2 separate regions of the Mus musculus genome follow, and region 2 is linked to region 1. A link is a loop called in an ENCODE intact Hi-C map of the cell type or tissue named here. Cell type or tissue: left cerebral cortex. All regions are shown on one strand. Each heading gives the region's core, and the rest is flanking DNA. Links, peaks and the distances in the headings are about the cores only. Region 1 has its middle 42 kb from the start of Gm24231. Region 2 has its middle 57 kb from the start of Gm46033.

Evidence for each region. Hi-C counts contacts between places; a loop is a spot of excess contacts. Peaks named below come from ENCODE experiments on the same cell type or tissue, not always from the same donor. Only the 100,000 strongest peaks of a DNase experiment are listed, where the experiment ranks them.
Region 2: a loop joins it to region 1, with 3 times the contacts of the local background. A loop is called at or near these places in 6 of 42 quality-filtered maps.

Annotation. Positions count from the first base shown.
Region 1 is chr8:15,262,125-15,277,832 of GRCm38, reverse strand. No RefSeq gene overlaps it. Among named protein-coding and RNA genes, the nearest start is that of Gm24231, 42 kb to the right of the region's middle. In left cerebral cortex, for the core only: CTCF peaks have their summits at 7,347 (motif pointing left) and 10,427 (motif pointing right); a DNase peak (open chromatin) is centred at 7,350.
Region 2 is chr8:15,465,387-15,481,094 of GRCm38, reverse strand. No RefSeq gene overlaps it. Among named protein-coding and RNA genes, the nearest start is that of Gm46033, 57 kb to the left of the region's middle. In left cerebral cortex, for the core only: no CTCF peak of the experiment used is centred there; a DNase peak (open chromatin) is centred at 5,681.

The sequences.
Region 1 (15,708 bases), core at 3,488-11,487:
TGTATCTGTAGCCATGGATCCCTCCATGTATATATTCTTTGATTGTCGGTTTAGTCCCTGGGACTCTTATTAAGAAGTGGTTTACATTCCTCATAATTCTCCCACTGAGTGTGTACAGTTGGATTTCTGCATGCTCACACAGTTATCTATCCTAGGCCACAACCAATCACTGAATAGTGCCATTATCTAGGCAGATGCTGCGCTCTTGACCCCATATTTCTCTGTTCTCCCTTTCCCTAGCTCTGTCTTTTACCTCACGAGAGGCAGAGATTGTACACTCTGGGCCCTTGGCGACCGTTAGTTTTCCTTGATGTACTCTCTCAAAGATTTTCCAAATCATAGCATAATTCAATAATTCACTTTATTTTGTTGTCAAGTAATATTCTGCCATGTAGACACATTTTATTTACCTGTCTGAGATCTGATGGTTGTTGCAGTGATTTTTCGCTTCTTGACTATTATGAGCATCATTGCTTTGAACATTCGCATGTGAGTTTTGGCCTCAATATGGCTTCTTTTATCATGATGCATACCCAGGAACTGATTGTATGGTGAGTCTGCTTGACCATTCATGGGTTTTTCATGCCTTCCTAAAGTGTCTACATGTATATACACCATATGACATTCCCAACAGTATTTAAGGGTTGCAATTACTATGTATTTTGTCCATTCTTCTCACCTACTTTGGGTGTTGCCCACGGCCCTGCTAGCAGACATGAAGTGATGTGGTGATTCATTGACGGTCTGATTTTTATCTTTCTGATAGAGATGTTTATGATCTTCATGCTCTTATCAGCCACTCACATATCTGCATGGGAATGTCCATTCAGATCCTGTGTCTTTTAAGTATAATTCTGACATGTATAACACTTATGTAACAGCATATTAATTTAATGATCCTTGTGGACAAGTTACTCTGGTCAAAGGTATGACGTAAACAATAGCTATCCCTGAATGTTCGAGAGATCATTCCTGTCTTCGTCTTCCTCTTCCACCTTCTCTCTTCAGGGTAATCATGCCAACACTGTCTTCCTCGCAGGCTTTGTCTCAGCATGTCTTTAATATATACAAAGCCATGGCCTAACTTTACTGAGACTAAGAACTGTGAGAATGGAGCAGGAGAGACAGCTTGGTGCTTAAGAGCCTGTACTCCTGCAGAGGACCCAGAGTCTGTTCACAATACCCATGTCCAGGGGCTCACAACTGTTTGTAGCCCCTAACTCCCGTTCTTTCTTCTCGCCTCCACAGGCACTACAACTCTCATGTGCACACCCTCACACCTTCACATACACACACACACACACACTTAAAAGTTATGTTTTCTAACTTTCATCATGATTTTGATATTTATCCACACGTGATGGTGATGCTGTAGCTGTTAGATGGGTGGTATCATGCCTTTCTTGTTCCTGTATATATTCTTCCTCTAGGCCATTGGGAAGTATGTTAGGTGATGGTCTGCATACTGCTTCCTCCCATTTGGCATGTGTTTTATCTTTATTGATGAAACTCCGGGAAACATAGCACACCACCAGAAATCGATTTCTGTAGCCTACTCGTTAAAACAGTATTTGTTTGGGTGAGGGCATGTTCATGTGTGTGCAAGTACAAGAACACCTGTGTGCCTGCACAAGTGGAAGCCAGAGGTCAATCTAAGCTGTTGTTCCTCAGAGGATGCCCACCTTGTTTTGAGACAAGGTCTCTCATATGCTGGTGGCCATGAGCTTAAGGAATCAGCCCATCTGGCCTCGCCAGAGCTGGGATTACAAGGGAAAGCCAGAATGCCCACCTTTCTTTTCACATGGGTTTTGGGATCAAACTCACGTTCTTACACTGGAGCAACTTCTTCAAGCTCCAAACACAGATTTAAACATGGCCTAAGTTCTGTTCTCTCTCACTCACTGTGCAGATGTGTACTCTGGGTACACAGATTGGCCACTGGATTTCAGGTTTTGCTAGCCTGTCTTATGCCGCTTGTTTGACTTTTCTTTATTTAATTATAGCAACTTTTTAAGATGTAATATATTTTACTGTACAAGTAATGAATAAAAGCTTTTTATACCTATAAACTACCTAAATATATAAGTTCTGTTTCACTTTGTACAATGTGTTTTTAAAATGTTGTCTTTTTTGTGGCAGAGGGGATTCAACACAGGGTTTTTCTTATCTCTGTGTAGCTTTCAGTGCCAAGGAACTCCTATTGTAGTCCAGGCTGGTCTAGAACTCACAGATATCTCCCTCTGCCTCCCTGCCTCCCTGCCTCCCTGCCTTTGCTCAAGTGCTAGGATTAAAGCTGTGTACTACCACCACCTGACATGTGTTGCCTCTCTTCCTTTGAGTCTTGGATCCACCATCACCAGTTCTTGTTGGTGACTTGGGGAGGGCTATGTGCTTCTGTCTTTCCATCCCATGTTGAAAATGACTTCTCCCTTGGTGGTGGCTGTCTGTACCATCTCCATGACACAAGGCAGCTCTCTGCTGCCTAAGCATGTGTCTGGACTCTCAGTGACAGACTCTGTAAGTCCCTGTCTTATCCTTTATACCAGTATTGCTTGGGTGATTTTCAGCCTTTTACAATGTGTACATTTTAGAATCTACTTATATGTTTTATTCCCCTTTTTTACTATAATGTAGCACCCAAGGCTATGTGCCTTATAAGAAAATAGGTCTATTTAGTTCACAGTATCATACACTGAAAGTCTAAACTGCCTGGCAAAGACCTGCTTTATTGTAGATAGCAGTGAGGAAAGAGATGAGAAAGATAACACCTCTCAAAAGAAGGAGGCAGAGGGGTACCAGGTCCCTCAGGTGGTCTAAGGAACCCACACTTGCTTCTGCCTCTTTAAGCCCCCGCTACCTCCCAATATTGCTCTGAGCCAGAGCTGGGATATTACTCTGAGGGCCAAGACACTAGCATTTGAACATTTGCAGGAAGAAACATATTAGACCATATGCAAACATAACACCAGATATTAAGGAAAATATAACTTACATTCTAATTAAAATCTACACAATTGGGAGAAATTCTGAGAGCCCTGTAGATTTAGAAACTAACTACATTTGGGCCCAGACTCCTCTTGGCCGCAGCATCCTTCAATGCTTTTTAACAAGGTCTGCCATACTGATACACAATTTTGAACACACACTGTTAGTTTTATGTTTAGATCCTTGGTGATGTAAACGACATTTTAGCGACTTCTGTTTGCATTTAGTGGGCTTGAAAGGTTCCCAAGGTAATGTGCTAGGAGGGGGCTGCGCCAGCAGACACGCTCCTTTGTTCCTTATTTAAGATGCCTCCATGTCAGGCAGTGGTGGCACACGCCTTTAATTCCAGCACTTGGGAGGCAGAGGCAGGCGGATCTCTGAGTTTGAGGATAGCCTGGTCTGCATAGTGAGTTCCAGGACAGCCAGGGCTATTTAGAGAAACCCTGTCTCAGGAAAAAAAAAAAAAAAGATGCCTCCGTATCTTCTGTAGAACCGGTTTTTTCATCAACTTTCCACACTTAGCTTTTCTGGGTTAAGAAGCCCTTGGTGCTAAAAGTTCCTCTGGATGGATCAGTATGTGCCACATGGTATTAAGGGCTCTGGATCTTCTGTGATAACTAACCTTTCCCCTTTTTAAGTCGGGTAGTGAGTTAAGTAACATCTAATGGTTTTCCTCCTAATCTCCTGTCTCTCCATGAGGAAACACAACGAACTTGAAAAGTCCGTGGTTTTAGTACAATGTTGACTTTTTTAGCACAATAAGACTCTATTTCTGAATTTAGAGAGTGTCCTGGCATTTTGTTTCCACCAGCTGTCCCCATGGCTTTGACATCCACACTTCCCAGCTCAGTGACTTAGGAAGTAAAATGCCCCCTCTTTCCTTGCCTCTGTGTTTGGGAAAGTTTGGGTTTGTCTTTGAAGGCTTGGTGGAAGTCATCCGTAAAATTATCTGAGTGTGGTTGCACTCGCCCGTAAAATTATCTGGGGCTGGGAAGTTCCCCTGGGATTCCCTTAAACCACTAACTCCATTCCTTTAATAAGATTATTTAGACCTCCACAGTCTTAAATCACTTGTGGCAGGGCTTTCCACTTAATAACTTCAACACCTTCAGACAGATTTGTACCTTACCTGACATTTATAAAGTAGAGAATTGTATCTTATATTATGACCAATTAACATACTACTTATTTCCTGAATTTTAATATCTGTTACTCTGTCAAAGCTTGTTTTAACGCTATCATCTCTGCTTCTTTTTTGTTGTTGTATTTACCAAGTCCTGATTATCTTATCTATTTTGAAGAATGGGACCTGCGGGTCCTCTGCACAGCCTGTGAGATTTTAAGGACTCCATCATTTTAACTGCCTTCCTTTACGCATATCTTTCCTCTTTTCCTTACATCTTTATACTTAAATTTTATTCTGCCTTTTGTTTTTAAGGTGTAAGATTTCCATAATTTTGGCTTTCCAGCGACTTCACCATTTTTGTCTTTTATTTAGTCTAAAATGTTATTAATGTTTTCAGTAATTGTAAAAAGTAACAGATGTCTCTGTGACATTTTCACACATGCATCTCATTACACCTTGTGCCCCTCCTCAATCTCTAAGCTCTTTGAGAGTCAGTGGTCTCCATCCTTTCCTTTAAGGCTTCTTCTGCTTTCTACACACACGTGCACACATGCGCGCAAACACACACACACGCAAACACACACACATACACACACATGCAAACACACACACACACACATGCAAACACACACACACACATGCAAACACACACACACACATGCAAACACACACACACACATGCAAATACACACACACACATGCAAACACACACACACACACACACACACACACACACACACACACACACGTCTCCATCCCGTTGCCCTGTCCTGGTATCCCTCATTGAATTTAAACCCTATCCTCCCTAGCACATCTGTCTTCCACTATTACATCTGATATGAACATTCTTTTAATCTAGAACCTGCATAGGAGAGAGCACACTCCATTGGAGCCCCTCTAAGCCTGGCTTCTTTGCTTAACATGATGAGCTCCTGTCCTTTCCATTTCCTTAGAAATGACACAATTTCATTTTTCCTTCCCTGGAAGACAAACATGTTCTCTGAAAGATTCAAGCACACATAACACACCCTTCGTCTGATGCCACAGGAAGGATTCTGAGGGGGATAAAGACAGAGGCCAAGATGAGGGTCAGAGAAAAGCACAGTTAAGAACAAAGCCAGCAACGAGGGGGCTGTCTGTCTGTGCATCAGGTGAAAAGAGGGCTATCCATCTGACTGTGTGTCAGGCAATGAGAGGTCTGTCTGTCTACCTGTGCTCCAGGCTCCTGAGTGTAGATCTTGTGAGTCTAGCTACCTCTATGCTGTATGGACTATTGAGCAGCCACAGCCCAGACCCTAGCACCCAGACCCTTCCCTCCTGAAGAGAGGGTCACGACCTATGCTCCTGTTCACTTTAATTAACTGTGTAGCATCGGAGCCAATGGAGAAGAAAAGACAGACCACGGAATTCAAGACAAAGCGTCCATTGGGATCCCTAATTAGAGAAACCTTCAGAACTTTCTGGAATCTGACTGAGGCGCAGAGGCTTGCTCTGAGGCTCCCGTCTAAAACTAATTCACAAGAACATTCACAACAAGACTTGTTTGACTGGTGTGAGAAAAGACAAACAAAAAGCAAACAGCGAAAAATCACAACCGCTGAACCAGTCTGAGGGTGAGCTCCCCTCTCCAAGGCTCACGGGCTTTTTCCTCCCATGTAGCCAATTAGCAGCACTAATGGGACAAGACTCAGATTAATTACCACACGAGCCAACCCCTAATGCGGTCCTTCAGTTATTCTCAGCAGCCTGCCTGTCAAGCAGGCTTTAAGAGCATCGAGGAAACGCAAGGCAGATCGATCTGAACAACAAATCCACCTCTGGTGTGTGTGAGAAAGGCTGGACCAGGCCAGCAGCCAATTGAGGACTCGGGAGGACGGGAGCAGATAATGGGGGGATGAAATCGGTCACTCACTGCACTTACTTTCCTAGATCAATTAGTTATAGAATGACCTTTGCCACTTACAGGGACTGTTTTAGCCTTAGTAAGAGCTAAACAGAGTAAATTACAATTTTGCGAGTGGCGTTTCTGTGAGTGTGTGCCTGTCACATGTGCACGTGTGTGTTGGTGTGCATTCCTGTGGGTATGCAAACACATGAGGGTGTGTGCATATTGAGGCTGCAGGTTAACTTCAGGTGCAGTTCTTCAACAGTCATGCACACTCATTTCGGAGAAGGCTCTCTCACTGTGACCTGGGACTCATGGGTTGGGTTCAGCTGGCTGGTTTGCAAACCCCAAGGATCGATCTGGCACTGCCTCCAACCCCCGGCCTTGCGACTACCACCAGGCTTTTCATGTGGATCTGGGGGTCAAACTTAGGTCTTTAGGCTCATGGGGCAAGAACCTTCCCAAATGAACCATCTTCCTGTAACTAACATTTGACTACCTACTGGCAGACTGCAGCCACACCCTGCAGGGCCCTGCAACTCTGCCTGTCTCCTGCAGAATGGCTGAGAGATTCGGAGAGCACCTGTGTGTCTAGGTAGAGTATGGTCTTTGCCAGAGTGAGCATTCCAATGAGCACATGTGTGGAATAGCTCCAGTGACCAGAAGCCATACCCACAGGGGCTCTGTGTACTCAGAGTCTCAAAGGCCAACAAAACGGGTCCTAAGGAGGGCTGTGTGACCCTGCCTGCCTTGTGACTAGAATTACAATGCCAAGATACATGGCCATAACTCCTTTCTGAAAACAGGATCGGGACCAAGTGCAAATGTTTATTTCTAGTGGACTCCTATAGTGTTCTCTGGGCTTCTGTGGCCCGAGTCTATGCTCATTACGAAGTGAAGTGGCCTACCTTGTAGATTATACCTGTCATGAACAAACATGAGGTAGTCTAGTCTTGGGGTTTTATAGTCCAGAGATACCAAGTCTGCCTCCAGCTCCCTGGCTGCAGTGGTCATGGTGCTAGCATTTTTAAAAGATTTGTTTTATTTATGTGTATGTGGGCATGTTTGCATAAGTTGATACGCATCACAGGCGCTCAGGCACACCCTGGACTTCAGTGAGCCCAGATGCCTGGATTTGAGACCCAGAGGTTCCCAGGATGGATTCACCCACTCTTCTCTCACTAGAGCTGTATGACTGAAGGAACTTAATTTACAAGGCTTTTAAAACTATCTTTTAAAAGAAAAGAAAAGCAAAGGAGAAAAGAAAAGTAAGAGAGCATGGGGTAGTATCATTGCTTTAAAAAAAAAGGCAGCTCACCTTTACATCCGCATTCTCACAGCGCCACCTGCTGGGAGTCTGGAGTAGAGGTACTGTTTGAGAAGAAAAAAGAAACCGGGAAGATTGGAGGATTCTGAGAAACTCAAAAGCTCTGCAGAAGGCGCTTTATATCTCATCTCTGCATTCTGGTTCAGGAAAATGGTGTTCCACGGGTATAATTGATCACAGTCCTAATTGGATGAGAAAATGCCCAGTAGATGAGGAAATACCCACAGACGTCAAATACAGCGCTGCTCCCCTTTCAAATGGATAGAAGCCAGAAAGGGGGAACGCTACCATTTCCAGAACTGCTGTAGGGGACATTATAACTCTTGTAACATGGCACAAAACAGCAGTCATTCACAGTTACATGCTGCTTTTGAGTAAGTGCTGGGATTTGAAGACCCTGAAGGAAATTCGGAAGTGATGTGGAGAAGCCCTGTCACGTTGATGGACCACGCTGTAACTGCCCCATCTACGGTGAAGTTATTTACACCAGCTGTTTGCCAAGCTGACTCGATGCCTGTTTTTATCCACTGTAAATCTTCGTTTGGCCTGTGTGTCTCTGTGCAAAACCAACAACTTTCTGAGGTGTCCTCTGCAAGTTCCTCGCCGACTGACCCTTGTCAGTGGGCGGTTCCTGGGTATTTCTGACGCTGCGTAAGGCACACTACCACAGCCATCCCTATTAAGGATCCCTACTACGCCCTAGCTCTCTCCGGACAGGATCTGACATGCGCCCTACACGTCTTGGATTTTGCGAGAATAAGTGAACACCTTTTGATTCCTGAGATGACGTTCTGGCCAACACACGCTGTTAATTACTTTCGCAAGAAAGGCATATTCAATATGGATGCTTAACACTGATGTTCCAGATGCACGCCATGCTAACTTGAAGATGCCATTAGCCTTTCCAGTTAAGTGTCCCTATGTCATCTTTCTGCTGCTCTGCGTACGTCCACTTCAGCACACTGAGCTCACTGCCACTGCGCGCCATGGCACGGGTGCCACAGTGTGCCCGAGGAAGCTCGAACCGGTGATGGTAACGCTATACGTGGAAAATAAGAAAATATTGTTTCCACCATGTGACTGAAGGCTTCTGAAACAACAAATGAAGCTTTCCTACCCACAACGGGATATCATGCTGACCCAGAGCTCTGCCACCTTGGCCTCTGCGGCAGGTGGGACCCTGTCACGGAAGCTTAAAGTTCTCAGTGTCAGAAACAAAACAGTGCTTTCAAACTAAGGGGAAAACTGAGAACTAGAAAAACCTACGGTGTTGCAGCAAATATTATTTGGGGGCTTCTACCCCACCTTAGGTCATTTAGCTCCCAAATAAAAGACACGAAACCTTCATATGTATAATAAGCCTTAAAACATCAAACCCGGGCAGATATCAACCCTCTATGTTACTTTGTCTGCTTCCTTGTCAGTAACCCCAAAATATCACTTGCTGAGTTCCTCCTGGGCCACTCCTACTCCAACAGGCCATGCCTCACACTCCACCTCTCTGTGACACCTTCCTCTTCCTCCTCCTCCTCCTCCTCCTCCTCCTCCTCCTCCTCCTCCTCCTCCTCCTCCTCCTCCTCCTCCTCCTCCTCTTTCTCCCTCTCCTCGTGGTCTCTCTTCAGACCCCAAGCTCAGGAAGCAAAGCCCCGCCTACCTCTCTTCGACCCAGCTACAGTCTGTGTGTATCTTTACTAATCAACAGTTTTAAACTAAGGAGCACGGTTTATCCAACAAAAGCTGGTATATGTGAGAACTCACTCATCTGGAGGCAAGTAGACCTTGGGATGCATAGCAACAAAGCAAACCTCAACATCACAGCTGCTTGTGCATCTCACCATTCTTTCGGACTGTCAGCCAGTTTGGTCCATGAGTGGGAACAGAGACTTCGCACAGGGGGTTCAGAAGCCCTGTAAGTACTTACAGTGAGTGACCACACCAAGACTGCTTTGTCAGTCCGCAGATCAACTTTATTTAGGGTAATTGAAGGCTTATAAAGTTTGGGAGACTGAGGCTAGGGAGGTGCAGGATGGGAAAAGGTCATTGGCTTAGGGTACCTAGAGTGCCTCATTAGCATGGGGTTGCATTTCAAGAATCTCAGGTGCTGCTGGCTGAACAAGTGAAAGGAGCTGGATCCTATAAACTAATTGAGGCTACCTGATACCTCTCAGGTAGAGGTGAGTGTGGGGGCTTAGAACTCCCTGGACAAGGCCAGAGAAGGAGAAACTCTGCTAAGGAAGGGAGTCCTCCATTATGAGGTGAGCCCCAGAAGGCTCTCTGGTCGATGGTAGACATTGACCTTAATTAGCAGAGCTTCCCCACAGCTGCTAACACACTCAAGGTGTTGGGAGTTAACTTACTGCCTCTGCCAGTCTCACTTTCAGGTTCTCTTCAATTCCCTATTCCCTGTTTCATGAGCAAGCACCTCCCATGGCTGAATGGGTTGTTGTACTCAGGTCCACTCTAGGGTCCTCATGAAAAATCCATCTATCTATGCAATGGGATCCTAAGTACGTGGCACTCATCCCTCCACATTCTCAGCAGGCTACCATAGAGAAACGGAGCTTGCCATGAAAATTTCAAAGAAACTATTAAAACTCATCTCATTTTTAAAATGCACCATCAGCACAGGGTTTATGTTCGTACAAAGGTAAAAGGTTCGTACAAAGCACTCTATTCGGATGCCAACATTTCTAAGTGTCTTTGAGCTGAAGATCTTAGTCAAAAGAGGAGCTGCACTAGGAAATTGGTGACAATGGTGTGCTTTTCTGTACAGTCCTGTAGCTTTCCACATGAATACGTTTAACATCACAGGAGATGAAGATCTCAGGAAGGATGCTGAAATGTGGAGGACGGTGGAGAGGAGCATTCCCAGGTGATGCTCTGGACCCCAGCGTGGGAGTGGCTTCAGAGTCTCCTCAGGCTGAGGCATGCTCTGCAGAGGGACAGTCTTCCAGGTCATCCAGGTCTCAGTGAATGTCCAGAGTCCACCGGGCTGCTGTCACACAGGCTGCGAAGGGAGGGCCACCTGCCACTACGATGTCCCGATGTCCCTGCCTAGCATTAGAGAGCAAGGGATGTGGGATGCCTCTGGGTGATGATTGTGCAGCTACACTGGCTGCAGAGGGCAGTAGTGCAGCCACTGCTAAGTGCTGGACAGCCAGCTTCACAGCACAGAAGGCTGCAAAGGTAGAAACAGACACCTTATGCTCCAGAGAGTTTTAAAAAAAACACCCTAGTCCCACAATTGAATATCATGAATTTTTATCTCCCATAATTCACCCAGTCAGTCCAGGCTTTACATAGTTAATAGTTCCAAGCTGAGTTTTCTCTTAAACAAAACCCAGGGGAACATAGAAAGTGAAGGGATGTAGACCCTGTAGGATTCCTGCAGGCCGGAATCATGGCTAAAGGATGCAAGGAGCACCTTCCCATGGACTTTATCTTCTTGGTTCTTCTCCCTTTTTCTAGATTCCTCAACAAAATACAATACCATTCCACTGACCTGCCAAAACCAGTACAAACCCCCATGGCGCCTCTTCATCTGGGACTCTTTCCCTTTTTACAGGCTATTGGTGTGCATGTTCTGAGGACGCATCACTTAGAACTTCAGTCTGCCGCTTATGGAATTTAAACTCAATTCCACCAGTTACCTCCCTTTGTATGATCAATCCTCCCAGCCCCCAAACTTTGGTGGTTCGGTTTCAGAATGGAGTTCATCAGTTGTTCAGGAGTGAGACCTACCACGGGCTCAGAAAACTTAATCGCACATCTCCCTGGACACAAGCCTACAGTGGGGGACCCATCTTAGGAACGTATTTTCAAAGCTGGAGCAGCAACTAGAAGTTCATGGAAATGTCACGCCTGCCTGTCTGCTATTGTGAGCGGTCCCCGAGAAAACAGGGTGCCAGATTGAAAAACATACAGGTCAGTTGCCCTTTCAAAATTATCAAAGGACGTAAATTAAAGAAGAAAATGCTTTCAAAAAGGCAGGCGACTCTCAAATAAACATCTGGGCTGCTCTGGTGGCTTTTGACTTGCTCCACAAGCCCCAACTGTCCTCACCACTGTCCCTCAAAATCCACCTTCCACTGACCCAAATGAACTCACTGATCCAAACACACCCCAGGAGAGCTTGTTGGCTTTTTTTGCCCATTGTGGCAAAATAACACCAGTGGAGTGTCTACCATTTGCAGAGGCCTCAAGTACAATACACCACGATGCTACTACCACCAAACAGCTCTGTATGGTTCTACATTCATACTGTGACCTCTGAACCCCTTCAATATCTGTTCCCATGCCAACCCTGTAATCCTTGTAACCACCAATATAATTTTAGCCCCTGAGAGTGACCACTCTCCTGCCTCAGATAAGAGCAGTCACAAGTCTTTGCCCTTTGTGCCTAGTTTAAATCACCTAGTACGCCCTCAGGGTTCAGCCATACTTTAGAATTGCCTTCTTTTTCAAAGGTGAAATAGTATTTCATTTTACCTGGGTACCATATCTGTTCATCAACTCATCAGGGGATGTTTGTTGAAGACCAGCATCAACTTGGGAAAGGGTCCTGAGAAAGGGGTGTTTGGGAGTGGTAAATGATTCTGAGTCAGTGGAGGATGCAAGCTGTCAGTTCTGTGCTCTTCTTGAGTTAAATAGTTCTCTGCTTGAGATAACTCTTTGTTGCAGAGCAAAGCCCAGTCTTTTACTTTGCATAAGCTACTTCCTTAGGAATTCAATCAATCATTTATCCCAGGTTCCCTTTTGATTATATCACAAATCAGCATTTTATGACCTAAGTCCCATAACTATATACAGCCCAAAGCTGCTGAGTTCTGCTGCTTGCAGGAGCTGGATCATGGCCTCATTGCTCTATGACATTATCACCAGCTTTCTGTTTTCCCACTCCTTCACTGCCTACGCTTGGCTGTCATGGAACTTACTCTGTAGACTGGCCTTGATCCCGAATGCTGGGATTAAAGGTATGTACCACCATACCTGGACCTAAACTTCATCTAGAACTTTCTCTGTCCCAGGCTGGCCTTGAATTCAGAAATCTGCTTGCCTTTGTCTCTGGGGATTAAAGGTGTAAGGCCTAAGCTTTTCATGGCCACTGTTCCTCAAGATGCGGATCAAAAGCCTGTGTCTTCCAGCCTCAAGATCTGGATCACAAGTATGCCCTTCATCTCTGGATGGTATTTCATTCCAGGTTTAAAGTAAAAACTATTCCTTGGTCAACTGCAAACACAAACAATAAGCTTAGCTGGGTGGGCTCTTGCCCTGAGACCACCAGTCCCTAAATCTCTTTATTACCTTCCTTAAAATCTTTCTGACAGCTGGGCAGTAGTGGTGTATACCTTTGATCCTAGCACTTGGTAGGCAGAGGCATTGGGAGGATTTCTGCGTTCAAGGCCAGCCTGGTCTATAGAGTGAGTTCCAGAACAGCCAGGGCTACACAGAGAAACCCTGTCTGGAAGAAGAAAAAAAAAACTTTCTGACAAAGCTGGCTCATAGTGCAGCGGTCTCTAGCCTTTCAGGTCTATGAATCCCCTCATACAATTCATATTGCATCCTTATATTTTACAGTTGAGAAACCCTCTAAAGAACAGTTCTTACATTGATTCTTGAACTCATGTTTTCTGAGTTATTTCCCACAGCCTTAAGGGCTGTTCTTAAGGTCACAGTGTCACCATATTTCTGAGGCATTTCTGGAATCATGTTGTTCCTGATTATCATTGAGTCATTGACCTTGGCAGGGAAAACATTCCCCAAAGGAGGAATATAAAGTAAAATATATACATTATTATACAAACAAGTCTTATGCCTACGGCCACCATCAGCACTCAAGAAGACCCAGGCCCTAATGGCTCTGCTCCAAGGGTAAAAACTGTGCCACACCATCCCTTCCAAAGCCATGAGGGATCTAGCAGATGTTTGAATTTCTCCCATATCTTTTTCACTGAGAGTGGGTCTGCTGTGACTAGCCAGGATCTTTTACAAGAGGTGGTGCTTAGCTTTTATCTACACACAAGTGATCATCATAGCATGTATAAATATGAAATGACATTCACACATATCCCAGCAACAACACAATAAAACTCTTGAAGACCTGGGGTCTCGAGTAGGAAATCACAAAGTAAAAAGATGTCATTTGTAAATCTAAGACTGAGTACCAGGTTAAGCCAGAGAAGTATCAGCCCACTGTGAACAGATTTTGCTCTGAATAGAAGCAATTGACCCCACTAGCCAGGATTTAGAGGTAAAGACTGTAGGACACAGATCTACCTCAGCCTGAGCTGAGCCTTCAGCAATCAATGGCACAAAGGAGCTATGACAGTTCCCTTTCTAAAAGTCTGCAATCTGGGTAAAATGAGAATTTCTATAAAATGCTGACCCTTGTGACACTGGAAGGCAACTCTGGAGGAGATAGGTACTCTGAGATGGCTTCTGAGGTAGGTGTAATAGTCACACAGCAGAAAAGCACATCTGTTTCACACAGAAATGTAATGTGCTAAGGTATAAAACAACAAAGGCCATAAAACAACAAAGCAAGCCTAAAGGGTGGCAAGTTACATGTGGCTACAGGAAGAGCAAAATGGAGCGAGAGGATGTTTCCATATGTGTGGACACCAAAGACAGTGCAGGAGACATTGTCTTTAGACATGGTGGTGTAGAGGCCACAGGACTATGTGAATCTGAGAGGCTCAGAATGAGATCTACGTTTAGAAACAGTCTCTCTACTCTATGGAAAGCTGAGGCCAAGGACATGAGGGTAGAGATGTCTACAGTCTCAAAGGAATGAGGGAGGATCATATAGACACCTGAAGGAGACAGGGATCTGATAGATACAAGGGCATGAAGCAGGTTCTGGATGAAGGCTACCAGAAGATGCCTCTAGGAGACAGAACATGGGCCAGACATGGGGAAGAGCCTGCTTGCTCAGAAACGGACAGGCAAAGGTTTAACTTTATTAGGGGTCAAGGCAAAACAGCACTTAAATAGTTATAATCATAGGCGAGGTTGTATAAAACACCATTGAGAGAGGGTTTGTTGAGACTGAAATCTTCGTAAGTATTAGACAGACTGCATCACTTACAACTAAGGTAGGATTCAGCATGGAGGAGAAAAGCCTTCCTGGCTCAGAAATCAAGACTTTTCCATTCCTGACCTGCAGGGATTGATCCTTGCAGCCATTCCTCTATCTGATGCTCAGCCCCATCACCAGAAGCTCAGGGAAGGTCTGGCTTTCATAACATATAAATCATTTTATGTGAGGTTTTTGTTGCAAACATAGTGAGCAAAAGGGCATGATTTTACTGTACTGGTCAGCAACAGAATACTCGATATGGTCAACTTAAGAAACATGAATTAACTCACAGTTTCAGAAAGTGGCAGGAATGATTGGTCAGCCCATTGCGTGGGTCTGTAGAGGAGTCCTAGGTAGAATACAACTGTTCATCTCACAGTAGTTAAAAAGAAAGAAAAAAGGGAAGAGTTAACTTTCTTTCTCTAGGCAGCACTTCCTGAAAGTTACTACACTTTCCAATAGTGGCTTAGCTGAGCCTGGCTCTGTGGGCTTGGAGATCTGACACTCTCCATCCAAACTGGAGCAGCCCATCTTGATTCACAACAACACAGAAGGTTTTTTTAATCATAGTTTTAAAAGTTATTCCTTATAAAATGTTCTCATTACAAGTTAGTAACTAGCAATTAAATATTTCTACTTTACCCTTTTTATCTAATCTCATTCCAATTATCCCAAGTTCTATTTTTATGATTATTTATTATTAAATTAAGATGAAGCACCTTAATTTTTTTCTGTCTCCACCTTAATGACCCATAAAGGCACGGCATCAGACAGGTTGTGAATTTGAGAATACCAGATATGAATATGCATCCTGTAAGAACACTCTCAGAAGTCAGGTGGTGGTGGCACACAGGAAGCAGAGGCAGGTGAACTCCTGAATTCAAGGCCAGCCTGGTCTACAGTTCTAGGACATCCAGGACTACACAGAGAAAATCTGTCTGGGGGCAAGGGGAGAGAACACTCAGAGCAACATAACCCCATGCCAAAATAAAAACTAAGTTAGAAACGCATGATTCAGAGAGAAAAATAGAACACTGACACACAAGCCTTTACCAGGTTTCTCTCTGGGGCTGACACATCAGTGCTAATAATTGTCTGTAGCTTGATGTTCTGAGTGGGAAATTCTCTGCATCTCCCCACCAAATATGAAAAAGTTAAAGAAGAAAAATTCCCTTTTGAGGGCTGTGGGGAGGGTTCAGTTGGTTAAGTGCATGAGACAAGCATGAGAGCCAGCACCCACATGGAAATGCTGAGCATGGTGATGCCTGCTCGTAATCCCAGGGCTGGATAGATGGACATAGGTGGAT
Region 2 (15,708 bases), core at 2,644-10,643, 200 kb before region 1:
ACATCAGTGTTAGCAGAACTAGCTTCACTAATTTAGAAAAATAGAGGTGCACAATGCTCTGGCCACTCCTTGAACCTGTGTGTCTGCCAATGTTCTGACCAGGTGTATGCCCATTGCTGCACCTTCATTAGACTCTTTCCTTGTACCCCTCCCATACCCATTTCTTGAGAATAGACATTGTTTAGATCTGGAAATCCCCTAATCTCCCCCTTCTCCTTTTCCCCCTGAGGGCCTATAAAAACTGGGAACTCTTTCCCCTCGAGGTCGACTCCTCTACCCCTGCATGGGATATGAGTCGTCCCCAGAGCTCTGGCTTTCCCGAATAAAGCCTCATGTGGTTTGCAACAAGCTCGGTCTGTCGTGAGTTCTTGGGTGTCCGCTATTGTCCTGAAGCCTGAGCGAGGGGCTCCTCTTGGAGTCTTTCACTACAACCCTGAGGAAAATTACTTAGCTTTTGTATATGCCTATGAGGGCATGTACTGGTTAGGGTGAGGTGGGAAAAGTCATATTAAAAGTAGGCAGGCAGCCTCATTCCCTGCGTTTGGTTCTGGGTTACATAAAAAGGAGAAAGGACCCTGAGCAGTCATTAATGGCTCTGTACCTCATGACGGTGGACACGATGTGGCCAGCTGTAGACCACTGTAGACCACTGTAGAACCATTCTCCAGGGTTCTCCAGCATGACAGACTCTACACTGTACTGAGAAGGAAATCTAACCTTTTCTCTAACCTTTAGGTTGCTTTTGTCGGAGTATTTTATCACAGCAACAGGAATAGGAACTCACCACACAGGGCACTTTGCAGACCCTGCTGGCAAGACCAATGAGTGCCCTTGGTCACTTAAACTGGAATCTCTGCCCACCTAGATTCCAAGCTCCTAGCCACTATATTGGGGGATGTATCTGTGTTGGGTACCCTAATGTGCCCATCTATATTGTAGTACCTCGATGTGTTGAAGCACCCTCATCAGATGTCTCCTTGTCGAAGGAGTGAAATGTAAAGATTTGATTTTCATTTTATTTGGATGGTGACCACACAGAGGCAGATGCCAATATCTGGATGTCAGATGGCCCCCAGGTCAGATATCAGATGGTCCCTGGTTCAATATCCCTGTGCGCATTAATCACCCTCATAGTAGGTCCTCACCTGAGAGCATGGAGGCAACCTTGAAGGTTTGCTCTGAACCCAAGCACGAGATCTCACAAGTATATTAGCTCAGTTAAATAAAATGAGCATCCTTGTTAGAAGGATCCTACACTTTGGATACAAATCTTCTACTGAGGTACTGAGGACCCAGTGACACATTATTCCTGCCGAAGGACACTGGGCTTTGAATTATACCATCTAGTGCTAGCAAATAAGGAAAAGATGGATGTGTCTGAACATGAATTTAACCAATATCATCTATGTTTTATGTGTGTAGGAAGAAAATATGTTAGCGGAAGCAACAGGAACTTTTCCAAACTGATCAGTGGGTCAGATACGATCATAGTCACGTGACCTCTCAGCGGGATTTGCTTAGTAAGAGCAGAGCCTCTCAGATCATCAGTGACTGAAAACACTTTTGGAAATTGGAGCCAAGTATTGATAGTATATGAACAACTACAAGTGAGGGGGGTGTATTTAAATAATATGAACTTATTAGGATGTATTCAAAGCAGCTTTTATATGATCTCTCTTATTAACACTTCAAAGGTGGGGTTATTAAGTAGGTTGAATTTCATGTTTGTGTCATCTTATGTGTTGCTGTAGCAGGGGTACCTATGATCTTAACATTGGGAGGCTGAGGCAGGAGGATTGCAGCGTGAAGGAAAGCCTAGGCTACTTTGGGAGAGTTTCTCAACAAATGAACAGAAAAAAAAAAAAAAGTAATGCATTCTATTTTTACTCTCCTAAGATAATGCTCTTTAAATTTTCAAATATTATATTTTCAGCCAATTAAACCCCAATTAAACATTTCTAAAACACCCTCGTATTTCTAAAAATAAAATGTTCTACTCTCCTCCCTAAGTATGCTATCTGATTAATATTATTTAAGATGCAGCAAATTCCCAGATGTCCCAGAGGTGGTACTATCTAGTCACTGGTTAACTTTCTCCCATTTTATTTAATTGAACCAGTTCATACATGTGATATCTCATGCTTGAATCCAGAGCAAACCTTAAAGGTATCCCTCATGCTCCTAGGTGTAGACCTACTATGAGGATGATTTGAGGATGATTAATGCAGACAGCCTTGAGAGGAATGAGGGACTATCTGACAATAGAGAGCTCTATGTTGCCTGTGGCTAAGCACTCCTTCTAAACCAGGCTCCTTCCTGGAACTTTCACCCTATAAAACCTCCTATACTCCAGGCTTTGTCTCTGGAGTCCACCAAGACTACCCTCTGACCTCTGTGATTGCCGTACTCTTTTTGCAGTGCTTTCTATCTCTCAAAATTGAAACAGTCCTTAATTTTTTTCTTTCCAGTTAAATATTTCCTAGGTGTTGGGAGCCTATAGGGGCCCCATTAAATTTGTCCTTTCAAAATTCTATTTGATACTCACTGCCATTGCTTCCGCCATTGTTTCAAAAAGTGCTTTGAGATTATGATATTGCGATTTATATTTTTAACAGCCTAACTGAATCTTTCTGTAGAGAGTTCTTCCCATCTGATACAGATCAAATGATGCCCCGCCCCCCAAAGACATCCTCCTGTCTTCACTCCTGGAAACAGACAGCTACCTTATTGGGAAAATGTCTGTGCAGATGTCATTGATTAAGGTCCTCTAGATGAGATCAGCTAAATGTTCTGGGCATGCCTCAAGCCCATGACAAGTTGACATCATGTAAAGGCCATGGGGCCAGACATGAAGGGACGGTCACACACAGACCAAGGAAGAAGGATGCCAGCTCACACTTTGTTAATGACCACAGGAAATCTCTGAATTGGCTTAGGAAGGACCTGTCCAAGCCTCTGCAGTCTGTCGTTCTGTCAGACACATCTGGACTTTGGGTGTTTGCCCTACAGATCTGTACTAAATGACACTTCTGCAGTTTAACTTGCTTGACTGTAGCATTTTGTTGAGAGATCCACAAGGTATAAAAGGCATTGTTTGGCTCACATGAACTTCTGTTCAAGAAAACCATGGCGGGTCATGGTGACTTTTTGGTTAATATTTTAAAATAACTGGGCCTGACACCATCCCAGGACAGTGGACTGAGACTTGGATTTCATGATTTTGAACGTAATTGATGTCCATCAACAACTTGATAATTTCCTGTTATTGCTTCTCCTGCTTGTACCCACACCCACAGTCCTCACAAGACCCAGTCTACAGTAGTACACTGTATTCAGAGGACAGCAGATGCTCTAGAATCTTCCTCCATATGTTGCACCCTAGATCTGGATTCCATTATTTTTCCTCACCACATACACATACCTTGCATATACTGAGTAATTACGTCACAGGGTAGTCTCTGGGTTGCAATATGAACCTTACTACTATCTAATCAGTGAAAACAAAACAAATAATTTTATATGTTTTATCTAGCTTTGGTTTTTTTTTCTGGCTACTGAGGAATAGAGCAAAAATAATATTTTACATATTAAAATGTGAAAAGTTTTGATTTAGCACATACACGCTTACATCATGGAATTAACAAAATATTTAATTTAATAGTACAGTTATAATATCACAGGACTTATATGATATTGTGCCATTTTCCTTCTTATTTGCTTTCTTTTTCCTTTCTTTTTAATGATGAGAACATGGCCCATCAACTCTCTTAGGCAAGCAAGCAGTACAGTGTCCTTGATGATCCAAAAGTGTTTTCAGGCAATGGTGCTTCTCGGGGCCTTCTTTATTTTCACCCCATTCTCACATCCACTCTGTTTTCACATTGAGATGAACCAAGAAGTAAGGAGACTGATTTTAGAGCCAGTTTTACAATGAAGATGAAATTGAAATGTAACAGTTTGAAAAAACGGCATGAGCATGTGTGTGCATGTCTGCGAGCACGCGCGTGCGTGTAGAGGTGTGTGCATGCATGTGTGTGTGCGTGTGCATGTGTGTGTGTGTGTGTGTGTGTCTGTGTGTGTGTGTGTGTGTGTGTGTGTGTGTGTGTGTGTGTGTGTGTGTGAAGGGGTGTGTGTGTGCCTGTGTGTGTAGGGGTGTATGCATTCAGGAAGGGCTAGAGGACACACCTCCTTTTTCTCCCTTATTTTTATCACTCACTATCCTCCTCTATCACTCCTTACCTTTGATGCAGAGTCTCTCTCTCTGAACCTGGGACTCTGGGTTGCATTTTTTTAAGCTGGGCTAGAAGGCATCAAGCTCCCCCAATACTCCCACCCCACAAATCATGCTGCCTCCACCTACTTCAGTAATGGAATTACAGGTGGCACCAGGACATCCAGCCTGTCACATGGGTGTTGGAATCCCCATGCTTTCCCAGTGAGGCCTCAACCACAGAGCTACCTCCAGAGCCACAAGGGAGGGTCTGACATGTGCAAGGTTCCCTCCCAAGTCATCTCATCCAGAGAATTCCGAATGTGAGGAGCCTCAAATCACTAGGAAATTGTTACAGAGTAAAATTCAGATGATAGGATGGTCTCTTTCTACATACAATGCGCACTTCTTGCATATGGAACTAAAGTGTGATTAATAATAACCACAACTTGATGCATAAGGGCTGGGCCATTCAGTATTGTAAGCATCACTTCAGATTGGGCTAATAGTGAAACAGAAGCATGGAGGCCAACTTGCCCACAGAAGATAGTAATACATTGACTTCTGCTAACTCTTGGGCACAGAAGGACAAGCAAACCCCTTCCTGACTATGGACGCCATTGTTTTCATCATCTGAAAACAGGAGTCGATGACGCGCACTCAGAAAATGGATGGATATTGCAGCTCAGTGAGAGTTGTCCTCATTAAAACTGAGTTTATCTTCTCTCTAGAATGTTCCATGGTGCTCTGACTTCTTGTTGGTCTGCATGTGTGGAACCCGTGCATATATGCAGAGGGTAGAGGCTGCCTGGTACCTTCCCTGAACTCTTCCTACCTTATATCTGAGTCTCTCACAAACCCTGCTGTTTAAACAATATCAATTAAACAGTGAGCTCTAAGGATCTGCTGGCCTCTGCCTCCTGTCCCTGTAACAATAGGGTTATGGATGTGTGCTCTCACACCAGATTTTACTGGGTGCTCAGGATCCAACTCGAGCTCCTCCGGCTTGTGCAGGAGGCGCTTCATCCCATCAGCCATCTCTCTTCCTGTTCTGAAGTAGGCTGACAGCATGTGTCATGCCCTCAACCCCAACCCTCTGAGCCACTCTTCTTGTAGCCCAGAATTACCAGCACACTTTGACTGTATCCCTTGGTCCTCTCATATGTGATCACACTTACTCAAAATTGATATTCTCTATGCAACATCCACAAATTCACTAACTTATAACAAAAGGGTCGCTTGTACCCACACACACCACCTCAGCAATTCCAAATAATGTGACCTCACACAAACTCACAAGACTCCAGGAATCTATCCTAGTCTTTTTTTTTTTTCTCCCACCTGAGTTTTTCTTGAAGTTTAGAAGTTCCACCTCTGGGCTGAGTTACTCTTTCCTCCTCCGTGTCTTCTCTGAGTTTGCTCTGCCTTCCTCGCACTTCTCTGTTTAAATTCTCATGCTTCTCTCTGGTGTGGTTCTATTTCTGTGCTGTATTTCCAGTTTCTTTGTTGAGAACACATTCGGTTCCTCCTCACTGAGCCTAAGTGCAAGGACTTTTCAAATCCATGTCGGCAGTTCAATATCTGGGCTGCTTCAGGTGGATTTTGGTTCATTTCTTTTTTATTGAAAATATACTCTTATTTTTCTTAGTTCTTCATATGTCAGGTCGTTTGGGATTACACCTGAGAAATTGAACCGGGTGAGCTATGAGGATCCCCTTTTCTGTCTTCTAAAATGCATGCTGCTTCTTTTACATCGGCTCAGCCTGGCTGGCCTGCTCAGATCTGTCTGTGGCTGGCCTGGTCTGAAATTCTCCTAGGTATGGTTTTATCTCAAGCCCTGATGTGAGGAAATTTTGGAATCCACAATGTCGACCTACCCTCACATCTTTTATTTATATGTATTTTGCCCTCACGCTCTTTCCATTTCCTCTTCCGTGGTGTTCCCGGAGCTTTGGGAAAGATGGTACAGATGTCCCAGAAGGCAGGTCCTTCTAGTGAGCCAAAGCATAGCATCACATTGGGTGAAGGAGCCAATCTCCTTTTTCTCCCACATCTTCATTTCAAAGACAAAGAAACTGAATCCTAAATACCCAAAGATATTTCCAGTATCATCAGTAGAACCAAAACTACTCTCAGGGCCTTGATCATAGCGGATATTCTGGATCCCGAATGTTAGTGCCATAAAATAAAGTACCAGACATAGTCTTGAGAAATCAGGAAATGTACCAATCCATATATAATGAAGAGTCTAGGTTTATGCTAAAAAGCTTCTCCCAAACAAAACTCAGGTGCTGTAATTTTGGTGGTAAACTCTGCCAGATAATAAAAGGAAAATTTAATACTAGGCAAACAGAAACCCATAAAATGAAAGACAGACTTTCATCTTTTGAGGCCAGTGTTAACCCTGCAACATAAGGATGGGTACTACAATGGAGAAAAGCTAATTCAGGAATAAACAACTCCTCTAGCCTTGACAATGCATGTGCTTCCCCATGGCAATCATTCAAAGGAAAAAAAATGCCGTGCAGTCATCTCCTTCAGTCCAAGGAAAGCTGACAGAACTCGGCAGCTCGACAGTATAAAAGCCCTCGAAACGGCGTCTCTAAAAGCCATCCAGTACATCAAATCTACAGAGGAAGACTCTACTTTCCTACCAGAATGGTTGCAATCTGAGGAGTTCTCATCCTGCCACTGAGCTAGTGCACACGAGCCTAGGGAAGGGAGCAGGAAAAGAAAGCGGGGTGATAAGTCCAAGTAGTAAAAGAGCAAAAGGGAAGAAAGCATACAAGCAGGTGCTTTGGCATGCTGATGAGTCAAACTATCACATCCTATAACCACAGGAAGGAGTTCAAGAACTGAACGGGGCAGAATTGTTAACAAGGAGGCATTCCCAAAGCATCCTCAAGAGAAAACCTCACACCCAGATGGACAGACATGCCGATTCTGAAACACAGAGCAGGGAAGAGTGAGCCCCTCCAAACACCTGGGATGTGTGAAACAGGTGATGTCATCAGAGCCCTGGTGCTCTAATCCTGTCTGGTCATAGGAGACTCTGCTGCCACATTCAGGTAGTGCTGCACTGACCTCACACCCCACCCTTGGTGCTTGTCAATCCACCCTCCCCAATTCTTCACAGTATGAAATCCCCTGTGCCTGGGAAACCCCAAAATTGCCTTGTGACTTTGTATAGCTGCAACTGAAAATCGACAGTGTTTGAAAGAAGATGAAAGAAGGCCAATCAAAGTTGGCCACCACATGGTGAAATTCTCTTGTGTCAGGATTGTATGGGATCAGCGATGAGTAGGGATAAAAAGAATTTTATGACAGGGACAAACTTCTGACCACCTTGAGAACTGAAGCGAGCACTGGCCACTCTACGAGATGGCCATGCACATGCCTACTTTAGGAGATGCAGACATAGACCTTACGCCAGACCTGATCTCTTCCAAGGAGCCACACTTTACATACAACCTCAGGGTTAGCTCTAGTTGCTCTGAGCTGCTGATCATCAGCATAGCTTTTCAAAACTCTGGTGGACTCAAAAGATATGGTCTGTTTATGTGGGACCTCTGAGCAATCCCAGTGTAGTAAAAATTAAACTGAAATGACAATGCCGAACAAAGAATTGAGCATGCTAGCATTTGAAAACTGTGCTCCCTGCATGCTCACATCTTTTCTCCAGGAACACAATATACTTCCTCCATCTTAACTAGCGTTTATTTCCAAATAATAGGGATGATAGGAGGGATATAATTACAAGGATAAATTAGGGTGAACACAAATATTGGGTAGATTAGGATACTATGAGCATTACTTTAATATTCCCAGTATATTTTGAAGAACAGTTATGATGACAACTCTAGCCTGTTGCTTTTAACTTATCTCTAATACTAGAAATTTAGAGTATTCAACCTATGTGTGTAGTGCATCATGTATATATCAAATTATGCCTGGTGCAAATGTGTATACACACACACACACACACAAGCAAAATGTGTCCTTATACTAATATCTATCAATGTTTGAATTCACAGAAACATAAAATATAATTGAAAAAAATCATCAAGGAAAATAAAGTGCAAAAATTGCTGAATTAATATTACTTTTTCTTCATTATGCTGTAATAGAAAAATGTAAATTTTGAGGAATGTGTGAAAGAAAAAAATTCCCAACCCAGAAGTAATTGGAAATTTTTTATCTAGAAACGACCACAGAGTTTCTTACACAACTTTGAAAAGGTAAAATATGTTTACATGTTATGAATATTTTCAATAAAAAGGAGAAAATAAGAGGTATTTTCTGTATTACAGAATTCAATATAACTGAAGAAAAAAATCCATCTAGAAAACTTATTGCACTCTAAGAAGTTAAAGAAGCCAAACACAAGATTTCATATAGACAGTCACAAGTAGAAATAAAGGCCCAGGAAATAGCAAGAATGGGGTTATTAAAAGCTGCTAACCCCACACCAGAAGAATGACCACAGGAACATTCTACACCCATGGAAAGTTGGAATTACAATGACACAGTGCTGACCGCCAGATCTGCTGGGTGCACAGGAGATGGGTCATTTAAAATGGACACCAAATAAAACATAGGCATTAGATTGAAGTAGAACAGTCTATACAAGATGGTCCACCTTAACTGTCAGCCTGATTGACAGAAATGTATTTCAGAGCTCAGTAAAGCACACTTTTAGGTGTGTTGGAGGGCACGCTTACAGAGAAGACTGGCTAAGGGGTAACGGCCCTTTCTTGATGTGGACAGCACCTTCATAAGTCTAGGGACAGAATTGAATAAAGAGGGGGAAGAAGAAAGCTCACCTCACCCATGGAAACAAAATCCAAATGGCAAAGTATCTGAAATAGGTCTTAACCAAGCATAGTACACAAGTTTATGAGGGTCCCCATAGCCACAAAAGGGCAAACTCAATTGCCCAGCTGATGAGACAAATTGCTCAGGGAGTGTTGCCAACTGGAATGCCATTGGAAGCCTGGTGTTCAGGTTGTTTCTTTACTCCTTTTATCAGAAGTCAGGTCCAAATCTCCAGAGCCCCAGTGTGCAGGTGACAAGAAGTCAGAAGTCATACTCTTAGCATAGATTAGTCAAGCAAACCAGCACAAATCAGTAAAAAGCGAAGACTTTTAGAAATGTTATCACTACTAAAGGCTGCTTGAAAGAAACATTTTATACTAATGCATTTCCAGGTAAATCTTTCCTCAAAGGCACACGCAGTGTGTCTGTGTGCAGTGCAATGTACAGGCAAAGGAAGCCACTCTCTCTGCAACAAATAGCAGCCACAAAGCATGATGGCACCAGGGTTGAAATCAATGGGGCTTAACTATAAAAGTACAATGATAGGACCCTGGAGCATAATCAAAATACAAGGTGTGTGTGGATTCATGAGACCTGGGAGAAGAAAAACTGTCTACTTACACATGCAACATCTCAGAATTGGATAAAAAGAACAAAGAAAGTACAACAAGCTTGCATGGGGATTTCACTCAGGGGGAAACACTTGCCTTCCATGAACATAAGGACCCGGATTCAATCCTAAGTATGGAAAAACAAACAAACAACAACAGGGATTTGCAAACCTTGGTGGGAAAAAGAAACAGGGGAGAAATACACAAATAACAACACAGTGGAAATAAAGAACCCACGCACAGGAAAGCTGTGAACCAGGAGAGGGGAGAAACACTATGTTTCAAATTAATCTGAGACCTATGGTTGTAGTTAAATGGATCATTAATATATGATAGTAAAAAGACTAGTGAATAAAGGACAATTACTTATATGTATTTATAGCAGATAGTCATTCGCCTGAAATCCTGTTTTGTTTTGTTTTGGTTTTTTGTTTTGCAGTAAGCTCCTTTTTGAAATATGTCTTTTGGAAATGCATTCTTTACCATAACAGCACATTCATCCTAATGTCAGTATTACCTTCATGTCTTGATATTTTTACTACGTCATATTCTAAATTCACCCAAGTTGAGTTTGATCTTAGAGACACTGCTGTATATAGGACAAAATCTCACTGTGTGATTGTATGGGTGGGTGTTGTGTTATCATTATGGAAGATTTAAAACGAGGGCTGGCTCGTATCCCTGAGTGTTCTGGGTGCTCTAGCCCTGTGATCAGCTGGCTCCTTGGTCTGGATGGGTTGACACAATGTTCTCTGATAAAAACCATTTACAGAACCAGGCAGGAATCAAGAATGGAGGCACAGTAAGAAACCCTATCCCTCAGTGTGCTCAGGACTACCTCTTCCCCTAACTTTATTCACTGATGATTCACAATACCTCTCAATGGTACGAATGGGGGACCAGTCCTTTAGCACATGGAACATATGGACATGATCTTCATGAAGTAGTACCTGTGTTATGTTTTGTCTGTTTATTCTAGCTAATTATGAGTGTCTGGAATATTTTTCTAAGTAGTGAGGTTTTAGGTAAGGCCTGTCAGCCATCTTTAACTTCCCTGTATTGAATGCATGTTTTGATAACGACCCTGTTGGTTTTCCATGAAAATACATCCATCAGAGGTGGACACTTGTGAACTTGTGAACTTCCAGGTTACATAGAATGTGTGATGGTTGAGTAAGGCAGGAAGATGTACTCAAAACGCTCCCTTCCTGGAGGCTCCAAAAGTCTGGGATTTCCCTTAGGCATCTCCCAGGCTACAGAATGGAAGTTCAGGTCATAGTACCTTGTTGAATGTCCCTGCTTAAACATGGACATTGGGGTCACAAACCACAAAGCGTTGTGTCAGCATAACTTGTGTATCAGTTCTGTCATGATTTCACAATGACAAACGTGTCCAAAAATAATTTACTTTATAGCAGGCACAAACCTTGTTTCTTAAGTGAGAGGCGGTGCCCAGGAGATATTTGAGGATAAAATATTCAGTGTCTTTTCCGATCATCCCCTGGAGTGAAACACATGGTAATTTAGATGCAATTTTATTTTCTAACCACATTAGTGTTGAGTGTACGCTGAAAGAAAAAGCATTCTGAGCAAAATGGCTTCATCATTTAAAACACTGACCTCAAGTCTAGGTAGAGGACTCCCCCCCCCCCCCCCCCCCCGTTCAGCAGGCATGAAATGAGAACCCTCAAGCCTGTGGTTATTCAGACTCAAAGCATGCTTTCCCTGGGGCATATCTTGTTAAAATACTTTCCACTTTTATGTCTTTGTTCATTTATTAAAAAGTTACTTGTTTTATAAGCATGTGTGTTTTGTCTACATGTAGGTCTATGGATCACATATGTGCCTTGTGTTTATGGAAGCCAGAAAAGGGTCTTTGATCTTCAGAAACTGGAGTTAGAGATGGTTGTGAGCTGCCATGTGGGTGCTGGGAACTGAACCCAAATCCTCCATAAGAGTGGCACGTGCTCTTAAGCACTGAGTCCTCTCTCTAGCCCTATTTGCTCATTCTCAAACTATTCATCTTTAGTCTCTTTTCTGAAAACATGAAATTGCTATCTTTATTCTTTAATTAGAACTCATCCAAATCATCAGAGAAATGGTCACGTGTGCATGCTGCTTTTGCACAAGACCCACGTCAGGCTGCTTAGAATGAATGGCCCGCAACTCCAGCTGCAAGTAACTCAACACTGGACCACTGAGCACCTGCACTCGTGTGCCTTCCCCCCTACACAAAAACAAGTGCATGCACAACATAATTAAAATATCAAAAATGAACCTCTAAAATATTATTAGTTAAAAATCTCCCAAGAGTTGAGAAGTGTATTTTAAGGTTCTATACTATGGCTTCACTTTATTGGATAAAACCTTGGTCCCAAACACCAAACACCTTAGTATAAACTAAATATGACTTAAGTGAACAGTGTGCCCTTAGTGTTATAAATCCTTCCTAACACTGTTTGTTATACTATTGAAAGAGGAGACGACAGTCTGGTGTGTTAACCCTAACAAGTATTCCAATACTTAGGGGGAGGCTGGGGCAGGGAGAGTTTGAGGTCACCCCAGTGAGGTCCTGTCTCCAAGAAAAGGAAAACAAGAAGAAAGGAAAACGAGAAGATAGGATCACAAAGAGTCACAGGTTTTCTATCTGGTTCCTCCATGACTGCCTCCTCACTGGGTCATTGGGTCCTGTGTCCACTCCTAATGTAGCGAGAGGACACTGGGGGCTGAGGGGAACACATGCAGGTATCCAGCTTCTCGGTTGCCCTTTGTAAACAAACATGAGAAGCTGTGAACATGCAGAGCTCTATGGCAGTGGTGGCTGAGGGGCTACTTTGAGAGATAACAAGAACAGAGTCCTCGGCTTCAAATCTGTCTGCCCAGGAGCCAGGTTATTGCCTCGTAAAACAGGGTGAAGATTCTATAGCCACTTAATTAGCAAGAAAGACATTTATTGGCCCTTTTACTGGAATTTCATTAGACAAATCCTCAGTGAACATCTTTAAACAGGAATCTGGCTAGGCTGGGCTAGTATGAATATAGCCTAAGCAAGACTCCAGGGCTTGTGGGAAAGCATAGAATCGGGCTGTAAATGTAAAGGGTGACCAAGCAAATTACTTCTGGTTACTAACTCTGGTGACATCATCTCTCAGAGCATCCATGAAAAACAGGCAGAGCTCACAATGCCAGGTTCGGAACACTTCTGAGGTCCCTTAAATATACCAATAATACCAAAGATGGCTAATCTTGACTGTCACACTTGAGAAGAGGGTACTCCAAATGAAGAATTGTTTCCACCAGAATAGCCCCTTGGTACTTCTATTTGGTGTTTCCTTGATTCTAGTTGAACTGATGCAGCCCAGCCCACTGTAGAAGGTATCATCCTTATGAAGGTAGTCCTAGACTGTTGAAGAGAACTTTGGAATAAGGGATGCCAAGCAAACCAGTAAGCAGCATCCTTCTATGGTTTCTGCTTCAAACTCCCACCTGAATCCCTGCCTCTGCTTCCCTTTGTGATAGGCTGTAACCCATAAGAGAAAATAAACCCTTTCCTTGCCAAGATGCTTTTATTCATTATATTTATCACAGCAACAGAAAAGCAAACAAGAATAGTGTCATTCCCTTCTAATGGAGCAACAGCTCTGTGGACCAGCCCGTAAGTGCTCAGAAATTCTCTGCAGCCTCAAGCAGGGAGTTCAGCAGTGAGCAGCAGAGGTAGGACTCTTTATATTCATCACTTGGAAGCAGGTGGCTTCAGCACTTGAGGGGAGAGGCCCTTTTTAAAGAGAGCAATTACCTGTAGAACTCCAGCGTCAACTAGAAGGTTGATGCCCCTACCTCCAGCCACATGCAACCACATGACCTCCAGTCCAGGGTCTATCTCAAGCCACCTGCTCAAGCAGCTGCAGAAATTAATCCTAATGTATGGGAAGGGTTATGTTGGGGATTGCCTAAGGTTCCATGCAATTTAATGTGCTCAACCAACGTACAACTGTCTCTTCCAGGTTGCATGTCTTTCCTGGCTTGAGTCAGAGTAGCTATCATCACTAGCACAAGTCCCTGGTAAGACCAGGCCCACAGCATCCCTTCTTGGGACTGGGAGTATAGGGTTTCGCACAGCTCACAGCAATCAGGAGCCTTCATGAGATGCTCCTGTGGCCCTTCCCTCATCCCAGGAGATTATATAATGGGTGAAAGGTTCCCTGGGGATTAGGACTTTTCAGGGATATAGCTGCCTGCTAATACATTACCCAGGAGTCTACTTGATAGTTTAGCTGCCTTTGATTAGCCTGTGTTTCTCTAACTACAATAAGCTCATGGCTTCTCCAGACTGGACTTGGATAGAATCCTTTTTATGATCTGTGTTTCTGGTCTATCAATGCTTTTTCTATCTGGACAGAATAGACAGACGTCTCTACATTGTTCTTGGAAGTCACATAATGAGGACCACTTTCATCTTACACCTTACATCTTAAAAATATTTGAAGCTACAAAACAAACCAGTGCATTTTGTTACAGTAAATATCCTGTATACTAAAACCCTATGTTTTCACAAATATATGTCTACATATATTCTATTCATGAATAACTACATAAAAATAAATGTAAAAACATAATCATGTCTTCCTCATACAGTCTTGGTTTTTGTCCTAATACGAGATCCAGTTGGATAGTTTTAAAATGATTATTTGTATCATTTTAAAATTGTGTGCACATATATGTTTGTGTGTATATGCATATAATTACAAGTGCCCACAAATGCCAGAAGGGGTTGCCAGAGTCCCCTGAAGCAGGAGTCCCAGGCAGCTCAGAGTAAGCCACAGTTCTGCTGCTACAGCAGCGTGCACTTTAAATGGTGCTCTCTCTCCAGATGCTCCTCTAGATGCTTAAGGACTGGTCCACATCACCATGAGGGAGTCTCTCTGTAAAGCAAACCCTGAACCATGTCATCTTCAAAGATGTGCCTTCAGGGAAGCCCCTGCCTATCCCCATAGACACAAGCTCAGATCAGCCTGGTCCTTCTGTTTTTCCATTCAATTGAATTTAGCTTGTGAATAAATTTCTGAATCTCCCTATTAAATTTGATCATAATTATCAGGTCTCCTTTCCAATGAAAATTATTTCATTATTTTTCCATCTGTGATTGCAAATACTAACCATTGTTAATACACAGAAGTTCCTGTTTATTTTCCAAATTAACTATTGTCTTCAGCAAATATGCAAAATAACCTCTTTATTTCTGACTTTGGTCATTGGTCCCTATTGAACATGCTAGGTAATCATTTGCTTGTGATTTTCTGTACTTTTTCTATACTTGCCCTGTGGTAGGCAGGCAGGACTGGGGACGTCTTGGTTCTTTTCCCTAGGTGTCACTTCAGACACATTGCAGAAAAAAAAAAAAAAAAAAAAGAGTTCATTCTCTGCCTCAAGGCAAAACCTCAGGAAGTCTCTATACCTTAAGCAAAAAAGAACCTAGAGAATTTCTAATGGAGAGATTTTTGTGCCCAACTACAGCATCCTTCCTCAGGAACCTTGGCAAGTTTTCGTCTGCTTCCAGACCTGCTCCCTGCTGCCATTTGCCCTTACACCTTCAGCATTCTACTGACTGACTTGATGTGATGTTGGTGTTCTCAGTCTCTCTCATTTGAAGGCAAATTTGGGTGCATATGGAATCTACCCCCTGTGGCAGTCATTGGCTGTTCCTAAAATGGTATCCATGCACTGCCTGTGACACAGGCTTAAATTACTACTGTGTGGCTAGCTTACTGACAGTCCACTACTCTAGACGGACTCTTTCCCATGAAGGAATCAGGGTTGCACCAGTCTGGTTCTCTCTTGTGTAGATCAGTACAGTGTAGGGAAGCCACGAAGCCATTAATGTCATTGACATCTTACCCTAGGAAAATAGAAAGTGCCAGCCAGAATCCAGTCTGTGAGCTCTTCCATGCTTGGACCCACCCACAACCTTTGCATCTCTGACAAATGGATAGCTTTGCAGGCAAACTGATCTGGGTCAAGAATAACTGAAGCACTTTGTTTCAAAACATGGGTTTAGTAAGGACATCAACCCTC